Linked DNA regions of Homo sapiens: region 1 is linked to region 2. The links are chromatin loops, found by intact Hi-C in ENCODE. Cell type or tissue: heart right ventricle. All regions are shown on one strand. Each heading gives the region's core, and the rest is flanking DNA. Links, peaks and the distances in the headings are about the cores only. Region 1 has its middle 120 kb from the start of LINC01854. Region 2 has its middle 6.7 kb from the start of HS6ST1.

Region 1 (2,914 bases), core at 157-2,656, 1.1 Mb after region 2:
ACCAACATGGCTCATGTATACTATGTAACAAACCTGCACGTTCTGCACATGTATTCCAAAACCTAAAGTATAATTTAAGAAAAAAAAATGTTTGTAGATGTGTGTATGTGCACAGGGTTGTATATGCACGGAAATTCCCTTGCTAGATCAACTGAGAGGGTCTAGAAGCAACTACACCCCACTAGTAATGATCATAGCCAATCCCTAGGTGTGGTTTATACTGTGATTCTCCTATAAAGTAAAACAGGGATCCTTGGAGAAATGGCTGTTTCTAGGGTTGATACAATACAGGAATATGCAATATGGGTCTGGAGCATCTTGTAATGCCAGAAGTTCTCAAAAACATATAAACCCACACAGATACAGTATATCAACGGAGCACAGAAACCAACTGAAAGAGTTCCCAGTGGTCAAAGCTGGAACAATTAGAGTAGCACAATAAATAATGCAGTATAAAATTTTTAGCTTAAAATATAAAATAAATAGCCATGAGTCCATGCTCATATAAAGAAATTATTGAATAAGTATGGGCAGAGTCCAATCTCTTGTGCAGAATAATTTCAAAAATTGTATGTAGATATTCCCCTAAAGTATGTGGGCTGTTCGTAGTGGCTTCCTGTCAAAGGAATATGGAAATACGGAAAAGGGGAAAATAAGAGTAACTTTAGAGTAGAGAAACCTCACAAACACTCTCAGCCAGGTGGTCAAGGTCAACATCAACAGTAATAGATATAGGTCATGTTGGAATAATGGAGTCTTGATATGATGTACCTCTCTGGTCTTCTTTCCATAAATATGTACATACATATACAAATCCAGTCTGATTTGAGAAAAGCAGCAGACAAAATCCAACAGAGGGCATTCTACAAAATACCCTACCAGGACTCCTCATGAGTATGGATAAAGAATGTTTTGAAAATTCAATTAATATGCCTAATATAACAGATGAAGATAAAGCCCAAGTCAGAAAGCCCAAAGAAAGTAGCAGAAGGAAAACAGAAATATAGCAAAAAATAAGGAAAATATAAAAGGAGAAAGTTCATCAAAAAGCAAGTGTAATAGTCAATTTATTATTTTATTTAACAGCTATTTAGTGAGAGGTGACTCTGTGTCAGGCAATCTTCCAGCACGGGGAAGAGAGCAGAGAAAATGTGATACAAATACCACTGACCTCAAGGATCTGTGTGCTGGGTAGGAAGACAGTTCATTACCATCACTAAGTCAATAGTAGATTGATTAGTTAATGATTAGTAACATGGAGAAGAAATATGCAAGGAAGGCAGTGTTATTTTTAATCAAGTCTTCATGAAAGCCTCTCTGAAACTAATATTTGAGCAAAGAACAGGCAGGAGGATCTGTAGGGGCAATGCCTCGGGCTGAGCTTATGCTTGCTGTGTTTCAGGAACAGTAGGGAGGCCTGAATGGCAATGCAGTCTGCAGATCCACAGGTACTGGCGTGACTGGCATCCATACACCCAGCTTTACACAAGAGGGTTGGACCGCATCAGAGATGGCAAATGTGTAACATGGTCCCTGCAGCTTTCATCACAGCCAGCACTAGAGACAATCCTGATAAGTCACACTCCCTTTTCCAGGTGCACCCTCAAAACCTATTGCCATCATATGCTGCAGCCCACTGCCACCTACAGGCCAGAGGAGACAGAGTTCCCTTCTACAATGCTATGGCTTTCTTGAAGGAAGAGGGAAACATATGAACTCAGTAGTTACCTGTCATCTGGGAGTGTCTTGAAAAAACTGAACTGAATGAATGGGGGCTGAATTAGAATAGGATGAAGAAGAAAGTAGACACCATGTGTAACAGCCAAGGCAGCAGCTTTGAGAGGTAGCAGAACATGCCCAAGTTGAGCATTCTCCAGGGTAGACTCTGGGGACACTGAAGGTTCAGAGAAAGTAGATAGTGAATGTCCCATTGTCCAAAACGTCTGCAAGCTCCAGGCCTAGAACCTCCCATTTGGCCCCCTCACTTTGCTGTGTCTTCCTTCACTTTGTGACAGCACTGCTGTTCATTCTCCTCGTGTCTTCTTTAATATATCAAGTAACCACAGCCTTCTATTGCAAAACATTGCTGTTACTGAAGAAACAAATCTGTCCTTCTCTATTTGCATTCCAAACACTGAATAGAATAATTATATCAATTATAATTTCTCCCAGTTTGACATGGTCCAAGAATAAAAGAGATGAAAAACATTGCAGGGGAATGCCATTACATTATGGCCCTCAAGAGTAAGGGCTTAATTGGTGGTAAAATAAAACATAGTACTAGGTATCAAAAGGCTTTTCTACTAATACCAAATTGCTTTTTCCCAGGGAGGACAGACCGGTACAATTTAATGTCTAGGAGGAAAAAAAAGTGACTTCCCTTCTGCACGTTGAGCAGAGCGCAACAGTCTTTATATGTATATTTAAAGCAAAATTTAAAAAGGGATTCTGTAAGTTGAAATGGGGACATGAGGGAAGGCCCTGATGAAGCTGGAGATATTGAGCCCCTAAATTCTGATGAGGCTTCTTTGCCACTGGAAAAGGCCTCCTAATCCCCAGGAAAAGAGTTCTCCCTCGCACAGGGGTAGCCGTGCCTCTATCCCATCTGAGGGTGTTACCTCTGCATTGCCTGAGGAAACTGCAATGTCCTCCCCTGAGGCAGCTGCCATGAAAGACAATCCACCCCTCCTTGCTTCTAGACTTACAATTCAACTAAAGTCCCAACAGGCTCATAAAGATGAGGAGATGCATTATACTCACCTATTTGATTTTTCAATCAAAGAACTAACAAATTTTTCTAATTATATAGGCAGACATTTGGGAAGCTGTGTGGGAATGGATGTTGAGAGTGTGAGATAATGGTGAAAGAAACACAAAGTTGGATCAAAACAAACTTATTGATATGGGCTGACTA
Region 2 (2,914 bases), core at 186-2,685:
GGGCTGGTGACAAGTGCTGTGGTGCTGTTCAGGCCAGCAGAAAAGAGGGAGGCACATTTCTGTCAGCAGACGGGATGGGGTATGGCTCACACCTGCTGGGCTGGAGGCTGTGCTCCACCCAGGGCCTCAGGCTGTGTCTTTGACAACAATAATCACCCTATGGGCAAGGTCTGCGTGCTGAGCCCTTGTCAGTCACATCTCTTATAATCCAACAGCAGCTCTGTGGGCCTCTCCTTACAGATGGGGAGGCTGAGCCCCAGGGACATGAGGCCACTTGCCAAGGTCACAGAGCCAGTGGGTGCTCAGCTGAGGCCGCGAGGCTGGGAGAGGCACCCCTCAGGTAAGGGGGCTGGAGAAGGGAGTCCACACCAATGCCACCCACGTCTATACCGTCGTGACTGCCATGCAGTCTTGACCAGCCTTGGGCCGGGTGAGGGCCTCCTGGTACGTGTTTTGCCCTTGACTTTGGCTTTTGGGTGACTGGGGTTGGGACACTCCTCCTACCCTCAGGCTGGTCCCTGGAGGGACCACCTGGGCTGGGGGCCAAGGAGGAAGGTCTCAGCCTCAGTTGTAGGAAAACAAAGTTAAACATTATCATTAGGAGTAAAGGTGCTATGTTCACACCCCAGCTCTGTCTAACCAGCTGTGTGGCCTTCACCAAGTTACTTAACCTCTCTGAGCCTTGGTTTCCTCATCTGTAAAGTGAGGATAATAATGGGACCTACTTCATAGGGTCATGGTAAGCAATAAGCAAGCAAACGCTTATTCCACAGCCCTGTCTACGCCAAGGGCTAGGTATTCCTACTGTCGATTTGTGGGAAGCACCCTATCAGCATCCGCATATTCAAAACCAGCTACTCGGCTTCTCCTGTGTGCCAGGCCCTCCTGTGCGCTGGCCTCCTCTGTGCATGATTGTATTCAGTGCTCTCGGCTGCCCTATGGGCATAATTCCCTCATTTCTCAGGTCAGGGAGCTGAGGCTGAGCAGAGGATAGTGACTTGGCCAAGGGGACAGTGTCCCCTCCCTGGTGAGAGCCTTGGTTGAGGGTCCTCTCCACCTTCCCATTTCCCGACTCCCAGCCCTTGGAGAAACCCAAGTCCTGGGCTCCTGGGCAGAGCCTAGCCCCCAGCCCCCAGCCCGGCCTGGACCACGTCCTCCTGCCGGGTGGGGTTGTAAGGTGCCCTGCTGCTGGGCTGTTCCTCCTGTCCTAGGGTCTTGACGCGCTTACCTTCCTCTTCCATCTTTCCACGCCCTCCTTTGACTCTATCTCTGGTGCCATTTCCAGGGTTTGTAGCTGAGCTTAGAAGAGGGGAGCTGGAGAAATGGGTCTATACCTCCTTGTCCAGACCAGAACTCAATCATAGCTTTTTCTTTTTATCTGCTCCCATCTTCTTGAGAGCCCATCCCACTGTGTGGCAGAGAAAACCTGTATTACTTCCATCCTGTAATCCCAGTCTGATCCAATAATTGTTAGGCTCTATTTGATTTCTTGACTTTTGTTTACGAAGAGTTTAAATTCACACAGAAGTAGAGAGGGTAGCACAGTGAGCCAATTCCTGCCCTTACCCGGAGTCTCCGGCTTCCACGGCTGGCAGCACGTGCCTGTCCCTGCTGCAGCCTGCCCTCTCCAGCGGAGCACCAAAAGCCAACCCAGGACAACACAGGCTTTCCCTGCTAGTGCTGCCCTCTGCTTTCTAGCTTCAGGTCACCCTCGGGCCCTGTCTCAAGGCTGCTTGGTCCCTACTCACACACCCCAAGAGAATGTGTGGTCTTCCGAGATCTGAATTCTTTGGGAGTCCCAGAGGGCCCCAAAGCAAGAGCAAAGGGCGAGGTTCATAGGCAGCGGCTGGCCCCGGTGTGAGCTGGCCACTGTCCAGCTAGGGAGGCTGATGGAGCCTGCTTGGCGTGCCATGGGCACAGGCACCAGGCCTGCAGCTGGCAGGACTCTGGGCCTTACCACAACCCCCAGACCTGGCTGTCATGGGAAAAGCCCAGCCCCGGTGGGCCATGGGGGGGCCAGCCTGCCCCTGCCCATACCTCAGTCAAGCTCTGCATCCCCATTTGAGGCATAAGAAGCCTCTGGGCTCTATTTCTGCCACAGAGAAACCCAGGAAGGACAAACTCAGCCCCTCTGCTCCACCGTGTCTATCCTGCTGGGCCTGCCCTGCAGAGCAGCCTATACCCAGAGGCTCCTAAGGGCAGACAGAGCCCCTCACAGACACCTCTGTATTCCAGGACATCTACTCCTATCTTGAAATATTAAGAGATAAAAGATTTACAAAATCCTCATCTCAACAAAGTCTGCCTTTCAAGCCCGTGGGCCAGGTGCAAACTCAGAAAGCCTGGTTTTGGAATTCTAAAGCCGAGTTTTCATTCTTGAGAGTCCAGGCCGCCTGAGGCAAAAAGATGCCTCCTGCAGAAGAGGGAGGTGGCAGGACCAGGAGATGCAAATGAGATGGGTGTATTCACATATTTCAAACAATGTGATCAAGTTGTACAGAACTGAACACACACACACCAATGAGAGCAGGCAGAACTGGGGAAATCTGAACAAGGTTGCTGCTGTCCCCGTGTTATAGCCTGCTTGAAATACTGTGCTGTATTTCCACAGGATGTTAGCCACTTGCCACTGGGGGAGACTGGTGAAGGAACTCAACTGCGTGCAAACCCACAGTTATAATAAAAAGTTTAACGTGAAGAAAAGCACATCTGACCAGGTGCAGTGGCTCCCGCCTGTAATCCCAGCACTTTGGGAGGCCGAGGCGGGCGGATTACCTGAGGTTGGGAGTTTGAGACCAGCCTGACCAACATAGAGAAACCCCGTCTCTACTAAAAATGCAAAATCAGCTGGGCATGGTGGCACATGCCTGTAATCTCAGCTACTTGGGAGGCTGAGGCAGGAGAATCGCTTGAA

Evidence for each region. A loop is a pair of places that touch in the nucleus more often than their neighbours do. Peaks named below come from ENCODE experiments on the same cell type or tissue, not always from the same donor. Only the 100,000 strongest peaks of a DNase experiment are listed, where the experiment ranks them.
Region 1: a loop joins it to region 2, with 11 times the contacts of the local background. A loop is called at or near these places in 11 of 110 quality-filtered maps.

What each region holds. Positions count from the first base shown.
Region 1 is chr2:129,395,761-129,398,674 of GRCh38, forward strand. No RefSeq gene overlaps it. Among named protein-coding and RNA genes, the nearest start is that of LINC01854, 120 kb to the left of the region's middle. In heart right ventricle, for the core only: a CTCF peak has its summit at 1,644 (motif pointing left); no DNase peak of the experiment used is centred there.
Region 2 is chr2:128,324,122-128,327,035 of GRCh38, forward strand. No RefSeq gene overlaps it. Among named protein-coding and RNA genes, the nearest start is that of HS6ST1, 6.7 kb to the left of the region's middle. In heart right ventricle, for the core only: a CTCF peak has its summit at 1,688; a DNase peak (open chromatin) is centred at 1,730; H3K27ac peaks cover 1,383 bases.